2 separate regions of the Homo sapiens genome follow, and region 2 is linked to region 1. Evidence: chromatin contacts called from ENCODE POLR2A ChIA-PET data. All regions are on one chromosome and are shown on one strand. The core of a region is the stretch at or near the end of the contact, and the rest is flanking DNA. Distances in the headings are between cores, read along the strand shown. Region 1 overlaps GPR39 (G protein-coupled receptor 39). Region 2 overlaps GPR39 (G protein-coupled receptor 39).

Evidence for each region. ChIA-PET counts read pairs that join two places held with the same protein, here RNA polymerase II (POLR2A).
Region 2: POLR2A ChIA-PET joins it to region 1 with 11 read pairs in PC-9. The contact joins two enhancer-like sites. POLR2A ChIA-PET finds 5 or more read pairs at or near these places in 2 of 52 experiments (PC-9 and activated T-cell).

What each region holds. Positions count from the first base shown.
Region 1 is chr2:132,436,419-132,441,418 of GRCh38, forward strand. The region is part of intron 1 of GPR39 (G protein-coupled receptor 39); the gene reads left to right. Among named protein-coding and RNA genes, the nearest start is that of MIR9986, 5.2 kb to the left of the region's middle. RefSeq lists an enhancer at 2,278-2,572. Within about 2 kb of position 2,378, at least 7 of the 41 ENCODE cell types and tissues checked have a DNase peak (open chromatin) inside an H3K27ac peak, as active enhancers do.
Region 2 is chr2:132,579,302-132,584,027 of GRCh38, forward strand. All of the region lies in intron 1 of GPR39 (G protein-coupled receptor 39), which reads left to right. Among named protein-coding and RNA genes, the nearest start is that of LYPD1, 89 kb to the right of the region's middle. Within about 2 kb of position 2,775, at least 3 of the 41 ENCODE cell types and tissues checked have a DNase peak (open chromatin) inside an H3K27ac peak, as active enhancers do.

The DNA of each region.
Region 1 (5,000 bases), core at 1,128-3,627:
AGATGTAGGCACCATGGTAACCAATTGTCCCCAGAATTCATATTTTTGAGGCCCATTAAAACTCGAGGCTGCTGGAGTCATGTTCTCCGCATTTTGGCCATTTTAATAATAATAATGAGAACGTTAAAATGACATTTGGAATTTATATCACACTTGTCTGTGAGGTGCTCTCAGCACTTTACAATGTATCATCCATCCTCATCACAGAGATGGGAAATATCAGAGGTGGGTAGTATTTGTGATTATATTCAGCTTAGTAAAGAGCCCCCCGGCTTGAAGGAATTTCAGTGATGTGGCATGGTGCTTGCCGACTTGTGGGGACAGAAGAGGCTGGTGCTGGCTTGGTGCTTCTGCTCGGTCCATCTCTCTCTGCCTCAGTTTCCATCAATCAAATCAGATAACAGCAGTGTGTCTCCTCATCCCGCAGCGTGGTTATGTGGATCATTGTATTAATCATATTAACTAACGTTTTAAAAAATTTACTTGCTATGTGCCAGGTGTTCTAAGATCTTTTTGTATGCTCATTCATTGAATTCTCCCAAGGCCCTATGAGGCAGGTGCAGTTAATTATCCTATTTTAGAGATAAGCAAATTGAAACACGGAGAGTTTAAGGAACTTGCCTCAGGTAACACAGCAATTAAGAACCTGAGGTGTATCTGACCCAGGCAGGTTGGCTACAGAGCTTGCAGTATTAACCACTGTGTTAGAGTTGCTTAAACTTTGATATAGCAAGACAATACACACACATGCACAAGTGCACACACCCGCACAGGCAGAGCAAACAAAAGTTTCACTGAACGATATTCACCCATCCTTACCTTTGAATGTGAAGTGCATTTTGATCTTTTCTCTTCTATTCATTTCATTAACGAAAATGCCAATCTGAAGCCAGTAAACTGAGTTTATGATCATGAGTAAGTCTGACATACATTTTGAAAGCCTTAGCACTACACCATACTCCTTCATAGATGCTCCTGGGGAAGCATTTGAGAAGAGACATGCAGGGAGTGTGTGTGATTGGCTGGGGAGGGTCGTGGAGACCAGAATGTGTGAAGTGTAGGCCCTGGCTCTGCTCCCACGGTGCTACCTCCTGAGGCAGCTGCTCCGTGTCATGTCTGGGCCTGTGGGTTGGCGGGCAGAGGCTGCCCCACTCTCCTCTTCTACTTTGTGTCATAATAGTCTTTGGGGGTCTTCTCTGCCAGCCTCCATGGGCTTCAGCTCTGAGTTAACCCCAGGTATTTACTGAATAGACATTATGTACTGGGCCTCGTAGGTATCCAGCTCTGACTGGGAGGCTACAGAGAGGCATTAGACATGTTCCTTGACTGCAAGGAAATTGCAAGACACCAGGGAAGGAAGGCTGACATGTCAAGGGAGAATTAGGGGCAGGTCCCCCAGTGCTGTATGTAGGGAGCATAGATTTTGGAGCTAGATGGCTCCTCCTAGTAATGTGACCTCGGGCAACATACTTGACCTCTGAGAGCCTAACTCTGGGGCTGCACCTGCAGCCTGAGTGATATTATCCTGGCTAGTGAAACTGTTTGGTGAACCATGAAGTGTTACTAAGAGGTTAGTATTTAGAGGTCATGTTGTCATAACAGTATTGCCAAAAGTCTGGCAACAGCCATAAACATTGGGGTTTCAGGGAAGGGACGGAGTGTTGCAGCAATCCTGGAAGCCTTCCTGGAGGAGGCAGCATTTAATCTGAAGCAGGTATTTTCAGTTCCTGACTGGAAGGATCATGGGTCACTTAGAGATGGAAACAGATACGCAAGGTCCAACCATTCATGTAGAAACCATGCTTATATATAATTAGGTCATAGCTCTGACTCCAATAGGAGGATCCTGAGTGCTTTCATAAGTTGTTGGGGTTTTGTTGTTGTTGTTGTTTGTTTTTAGAGACAAGATCTTGCTATGTTGCCCAGGCTGGCCTTGAACTCCTGGGCTCAAGTGATCCTCCTGTCTTAGCTTCCCAAGTAGCTGAGACTGCAGGCTCAAGTCACTCAGTACACTGCTTTCCTAAGTTTGACATGCCCTGCTGGCTTGAGGTCACTGGCAGACAACCACTTGATTCCCTTAGGTCAGGGGTTAGCAAATTACGTATGGGCAATCCCTGTTTCTATATAGCTCATGATACCTGTAATGTCAGCAAGCTTTTTTTTTTTTTTTTTTTTTTTTTACATTTTTTTGAGTGTTGTAGAAAAAAAAATATGCGACAGTACTATGTGGTCCCATAAAACCTAAAATATTTACTATCTGGCCCTTTAAAGAAAAAAATTTACCAACTGATGCCTTAAGTCTCAAAGTATACAATCCTTGTTTCAAGTTGAAGGTCTTCCTTAGTTCTGCATCATCCTTTAGTCATTCTCCAGGCCCTTCTGTCATACCCTGAGGGTACACAGGGCCCAAGCCCTGGAGAGAAGGGGAAAGTAGGCCTCCATTAGTCATTTCCTGGCTTCCATGGCTGTCGGAATTCCCCTGCTCTGCCATGGCAGCATATTAATATGTCGCAGCGAGCATGTGTATGTTTAATTCTGATGACATGTGGCGCATAAGTGATTAGTGGCAAATGCCAAAATGCTAGGCTGGAGCCCTGATGCTATTCATAATAACATTCATAAGAGTATTCCCCCAGGATGCAGCTTTCTGTTTCTCCAACATAAATAGCTTGGGAGGCCAAATCACAAACACGATTTCTCTTCATGCTCCACCTGGCCATTCGTAACAAGCATTAGATGTGAAATTTGATTTAAAGCAGCAGTTAAACTCGGAAAATCACAATGGTGTCAAGCCCATTGTTTATTTTAAAGATCAAGAGAAAACCAAAGGTGAGCAACTAATTCTTTATTTTATTTTATTTTTTTGTGGTAACAGTGTCTTGATGACAGGCTAATGTGCAGCTCAAAATAAAGGTACCTGGGTAGAAATAACCCCTCAAACATCATTGAGGCAATATGCCAAGAGGCGCTTGGTAAATGGCTGTGAAGGAGGACAGATTATCCTGTTGAAAGGCTGCTGAGATGCGGCTCCACTTGACAATGGTGGGACTTTTGTCACAGGAAAATTAGATGCCTTTGGATAGGTCTGAGATTGTTCTTATCTTTTCCATATAGCAAAAAGCTACCACTCAGAAAGAAAACAGAGAGTTGAAGGAGTACCCTGATTGAATGCCTTCCAGAAAAAGGATTGTTTTGAGAGAAACACTTTAATTTGCTTCAGATGATTCTGTGGAGGCTTATTGCTGAAGTGGTTCCATTTCAGCACAGGTTTAGCTGGCTCTGAAGAGAGAAGTGATTTTTAAAAATCTTAGGGAATACAAAGCATTTATCCATTAACCTGAGTCACCAACCAGTTTTCACAACAAGGCAGCCTAGGAGCTAGTGGTGGCCAGGATATGTTTTGTTTGTTTGGCTCAGTGTTTGCTGCTTGTTTTTTAAAGAATTTGAACACCGCTGGACTGCTTGTGCTGTCTCCAGTTTCTCACAGCATGCCCACTTCCTATGGGGCTGCTCCAGGCTGCCTCCCATATTTGTCTACAAAGGGATTGGAGTCCAAGGTGCATTGTTACAGCTTGTGGGTTCCATCGAAACATGACACCTAGTTATTCCCATCCTACTTTGTATCTTGTGACCACAGAACCCTCCTAACAAAGGTTTGTGGATGGTAGGTGACTCCCTGAAGCTCAGCCCTAGTCCTAGAGAAATATTACAGAGTCCCCCTGTGCTGATGGTAGGTCACGGACCCTAGCCATCTCCAAAGGACAGAGTCCTTTTCTTGCTAGTGCCCCTACTGATAGAAATGTTGAACAAAGGGCCAGTGGCCGTTTTCTAGCAGTGGTTAATTGCAGTGAGTTCTATTGTGGCAGAAAGGTTTGAAAACCATCTCTCGCCTGCCCTCACAATAACCTGAATTGTGGTTCTTGGTTAGACTAGGGCAAAGGGGTGGTGACATGAGAACACGAACCCTGGAGCTGGACTGCTGGGTTCCAATCCCAGTTCCCTTTTTGCTCCTTCCTAGGGGTGTGAACTGAGATGCAGGGGCAGCTTTTTAGGGGAAGGATGTATAAGTTGGGTGACAGATTGATGCAGGAAAGAGGAAGAACAATTGGAAATGGCTTTGACATTAGTTTGAATTCCAAAAGTGGGCAAGTAAATACCAACGCGGTGCTTGGATTAATGAGAGGGTGGAAATGGAAAGGGATCCACTAGTTAACAAAGTTTAACAACCACTGACATCAGGGTCAGTGTGGAAGGAAGGAACTCATGGCGTGCTCAGCCAAAGTACTTTAGAGAATGTCCTAGTTTGAAACTTTTTCAGTCACTGAGATTTAAAATAATAATAATAATAATGGCAAAATTGTCATGAAAAAAAGTCAAAAGAGGCTAAAGTGGCTCAGTTGCAACAAGACCCAGGAAGGATATGAGAGGCACATGTGCCCTTGCAGGGCGTGACTTTCCACAACCGGTGTGTGTGGTGGGGGTGCTCAGAGCAGTCCTGCCCCACATTCCCTCCAGCCTACTTGCCTTTGTCTGCCTGAAGGACACGCTCTTCTCTGCTGTTTGTCTATGTGGGTAAAGGTCTCAGCCAAGAGAAATTTTTAAGTAAATTAAAAACTCAAGCAGGCTGATCCATAGCCATGCTCATAAGAAGCCTGCCTCAAGTGACTGTTTATTTTCTTTATTCCTTGATTTTTTTCACAAATAAGTATAGTTACATGCCTGTTATATGCCAGCCTCTGTTCTGGGCCCAAAGTGAGGGTAACATCTTCAACCCCTGTGTGCTCCCAGAACAGGAAATGAGATGCATATACAAACAAGTGGGATGCAGAGCCCTGGGAGGGATCATGGTCAGGGCAGACAGTTCCCTGTTTACAGATACGCTGCATTTCAAAAGTTAGCTTTCAAACTCTTGGTTAAGAATCTGGATTCATTTTCCAGTACAGACTTTCTTTTCATGCATATATGCTTTTTTTTTTGTTGTTGTTGTTGTTGCAGATAGC
Region 2 (4,726 bases), core at 1,525-4,024, 140 kb after region 1:
ATTGTGGTCAGAGAAACACACTGTATAATTTAGATTCTTTTAAATTTGTTAAGATTTGTTTTTGGGCCTGTAATAGGGACTGTTCTTGGTATACGTTCTGTGGGAACTTGAAAAGAAAGCGTATTTTTCTGTTGCTGTGTGGAGTGTTTTATAAATTTTGATTAAATCCTGTTGGTTGATGGTGCTTTTCAGTTCTTTTACATTCTTGCTGATGTTATGACTAGTTCTACTAATTGCTGAGAAAGGGGTGTTGAAGTTCCAACTATAAGACTATGGATGTGTCTGTTTCTACTTTCAGTTCACATATTTTGCTACCTTCTGGTCTTAGGCAGAAAATTCAACCTTATTAGGAGATGGTCTGCTAGACCTCGTTGACTAAAAATTGAGTTTTTATTCTATTTCTTATATTTTATTATATATTTTTAATTTTATTTCAAAGAGCAAACAAATGTCTTTTGGAGTCTGTTGACAAATTATATAATTTTCTCCTCTGACTTATCCTTAAATGTTTCTTCAACATGAAGTACATTGTATTTCTTAATTATTCTTAGATGTTTACCTCAGGGTTCCAAGAGGAAAATGAGGTGGCTGAGCTCTCTGTGAAGAGACCTAAGGGTTATGTGATATTGAGATAATTTGTTGTAAAATGCCTAAAGTTTCAGTCTTCTGAAACATTGGCTTCATTCATTTTAGGTAAAAAATACTGACTTCTGTTAAAATTCAGAGCTTTTGAAAATTGTGAGCTCTATGAGAGGTAGTGTTGGCAAAATGATTACAAGTATGGGCTTTAGAGGCAAAGTTCGGGCTTCCTAGTTACACTTGTTACCTGTGTAACTTTAGGATGGTATGTAAAGTCTCTAATAGTTTCTTCATCTTTGAAATGGGATTGAAATCTCTCAGGATTGTTTTAAGAATCAAATGGATAACTAGTGCCTTGCATTCACTATATGTTTGCATCTCAGTTGGATTAAGGGATGGAGCCAATGAGTTTGGGATTGGCTTTATCTCTAGTGTGAGGGTTTTCCCAGGATGGGAACCATTTCCCGTTTTCCTTTCGTTTGACAAAACTGTATTCTGTAAGTCACAGGGACATTAGCAGGAAAGTGCCGGTGGCTGAGAGTAGTCAGTTGACTTTATCAACACATGTTTCTGTTCTTAGGTCAGAAACATCATCTTTAGAAAGTGAAAATATGTTTACTTGCACACTTTTATTTATATGCTAATCACACTTACTGGCCATGGTACAATAAGTGTGTACCTTACTTATGGAGAGGTTCCACCATATCCCAAGCCAGGTATTAGAACCAAAAGCACTGTGTGGTATCCAAATCCAGCTTTACAATTATTCCTTCTGTTTAGACATGTTAAAAATTAACTACAGGCTGGGCATGGTGGCTCATTCCTGTAATCCCAGCACTTTGGGAGGCCAAGGTGGGTGGATCACAAAGTCGAGAGTTCAAGAGCAGCCTGGTCAACTTGGTGAAACCCTAACTCTGCTAAAATTATAAAAATTTGCCGGGTGTGGTGGTGCATGCCTGTAATCCCAGCTATTCAGGAGGCTGAGGCAGGAGAATCGCTTGAACCCAGGAGGCAGATGTTGCAGTGAGCAGAGATCATGCCATTACACTCCATTCTGGCAACAGAGTGGGACTCTGTCTCAAAAAAAAAAAACAAAAAAAAAAACACCAAAAAAAAACAACAAAAAAACTGCAACACTGACTTCTCTTTTGTGGTAGTATAAAGATTAAAAAAAAAAAAGCATTACTGTGTCTTTAGTAAAGAAGGGGCACAAAAGGTATCACTGATTGGGAAAAACCTGTGAGGCAAAGCAGTTTTTATGAACTCACTGAATATCTTAGTTGTCCAGTGACTTTCTTTCTGCGGGCTTTATTTTGTTAAATCATTTTGATTTAACCAGGAAACCAGAGCAAGAAAGGCTAGTTAGCAAGAAACGATTCAGTCCTCTATTAGGTATTTGTTTCCATTTGACACATAGTCAGGAGTCTTCACAGGGCTATGGGGGAACGATAGTGACTTTTTTTTTTTTTTTGGAAGAGAATGATCTTGGTTAAATTTAGCAAAACTCTTAGTAGGTCTGGGGTTCCAGAAACCATGTGATGGCTCTGCAAGGCCTTGCAGATGCTTTTAAATATTATTTGGGAACAAAAATGTTCCCTTTGGCTGGTGCCCTTGTTATGTTTTCTCATGTCCCTTCCCTACATTTCTCTATTGCTCTCCATGTCAAAGACCAAGAATCTAGAATCCAACATGTGGGGCAGGCACTGAACCCCCATCCCCTAGCATTTGACTCCCAATATTCCTGGGGAAATGAGGTTTGGGTCAATGCGGAGTGAGGCCCTTAGTTTCACAGGCAAGATAGACTGACTCTTAGACAAATTGGAGGGAGCCGGTAGAAATATAAAGAAACCAATTTGATCTTCAGGGCCACCCTCTGCAGGGGAAGAATTATCACCTTCAAGAAGCTTTTATTCAGTGGCTAATGAAGTATGGTGCTCTTGGGGCCCATCTTTCAGGGCGAGTGATTCATTTTATAACTAGTTATCTAAATAAGAATGCGTGTGGCATGAACTCCAGTTTTACTGAATCTTTCTATGACTGTGGTGTTGTTTACTGCAGATGTTTCAAAAAAAAAAGAATTCAAACTAGTTCAGGCAGATGGCCCGGTGGTTGGGAGACAAAGTGCTGATTGGCAGTCCCAGCTGCTGCTGTCGGAGTCACCTGGCAGACCTCTGAGGGGGTGATTAAGTGACAGGTGTGCTGGGGATGTGGCCAGCCGTCTGTCCTCAGGTCCTTTTAGACACCATCTGCAGGTGGCCACGTCTGGGCTGTGAGTCAAAGCTACAGGTGATCCGTGAGAAGGAGGAAGTGGGTTTGGCGCTGTGCGATCACCTCCATATGCTTGCGGGGAAGACACATGCAGGGAAGAGGCTGGGCTATAGATTACAAACAAAACCATCTTCTTGCATGAGAAACAGAGACTGCAGTGTTAAAGATCCTCCGTGAGCTGCTGTTTCAATTCATGATTACATGGGGGAAGGACTTGGATAATGTAATTCTTAAGTGATTTGCAATGTGCCTTTCAGGCAGGTTTTATTTACAATTCTACATGAAGCCTGCTCTCAGTGGCTGGGAGAAGGCCAGATGAGTGTTTGCTGGCTCCATTCTCCAGCTTAGACTAGAGCTGGGGATGAACAATGCAGATCAAGTGGCAGGACTTGGCCAGCCCACTCTCCAGCCTTACAGAGCCACAGAGCCCAGGGGATTCTTAGCGGAGTAAGGTCAAGGTGCCTGTCTCAGTGGAGTAAGGTCAAGGTGCCTGAGCAGCCTGAGGCCTAGAAGTCACCTGGCTGGGATGCCCAGCAGGGAGAGCACTGTGACCTGCAGACAGTGCCTGCCTGCCTCTGCCCAGCCAAGCCAGGTCCCCAAACCAGCCTCACCCTCCTTCCAACCCCTTTTTTACCTCACTACCTACAGCAGTACTTTTCAATCTGCAGGTTGCAACCCATTTGTGACTTGTGACCTTCACTTAGTGATTCACAACAAGCATTGGAAAAAAATAGAATTGAATAGAGAGAATTAGATTTCTTTCTTTCTTTTTTTTTTTTTTTTTTTTTTGGAGATAGGGTTTTGCTCTGTTGCCTAGGTTGCAGTGACACTATCACAGCTCATTGCAGCCTTAAACTCTAAGGCTCATGATCCCAAGTGGCTGGAACTACAAGTACCTGCCACCATACCCAGCTAATTATTTAAATTACTTTTTTTGTTGTTTGTTTAGAGGTAGGATCTTGCTATGTTGCCCAGGCTGGTCTCACACTCCTGACCTCAAGTGATCCTCCTTCCTCAGCCTTCCAAAGTGCTGGGATTACAGGCTTGAGCCACCTCACAAGTAGTACCTACTGTTTCATGAAATGTATTCCAAGTGTGCCGTGTGTTTGTTTGCTGGGTGATACTGTAAAATATATCCCTTACTGTGGGTCAAAACGTTTAAAGCTGCTAGACATTTCTGTTAGCAAACACTCCTTCCTAAGTGAGATCCCCCCAACAAATACACATATCCCTCAAAAAAAAAAAAAAGTGCCAAAGCTGGGCACATTTAATCTAACTTAAAATAGACTCTTGTAAGAACTCTGGCCAACCTGCCAATTGAGGTTAATGTCTTTAGGGTGCCCTCTGAATTCAGAAGTGCTGAGTGCTTCTTACGGAGAATGATGGGAGAAGGGGGAGTCTCAGGGACATTTCAGTTATTGGTTTGTAAAAAAGCATCCCAAAACTTAGTGGCTAATTAAGAATGGGTTCCTTTTATGATGCTTGTGAACTATATGGGTTGAGATTGAAGAGGGGCATGGCAGGGATGACCTGACTGCTCTGTGACGTCTGAGGCCTCAGGAAGATTTGGTGGCTGGAGGCGACTTGGCCTCTGAGGGCTAGAATCACTGGGAGGCGCTCACAGGTCTAGCAGTTAATGTTCCTTGTCAGGGACACTTCAGCTGAGGCTGCAGCCACAGCACAGCAATGTCCTCTCCATGAGCCTGGGATTCTTCACACTGTGACCTCCAGGTACACAGCCCAGGATTCCAAGAGAATCAGGTGAGAACTATGTGGTCCCTTTGGGACCTTGCCTCACAGGTAGCTTCTGCTGCTTTCTAACGACTTCAGAGGAGCCCTTGAGAGAAAAGACATAGACCACACCTTTCTAGGGAGGGAA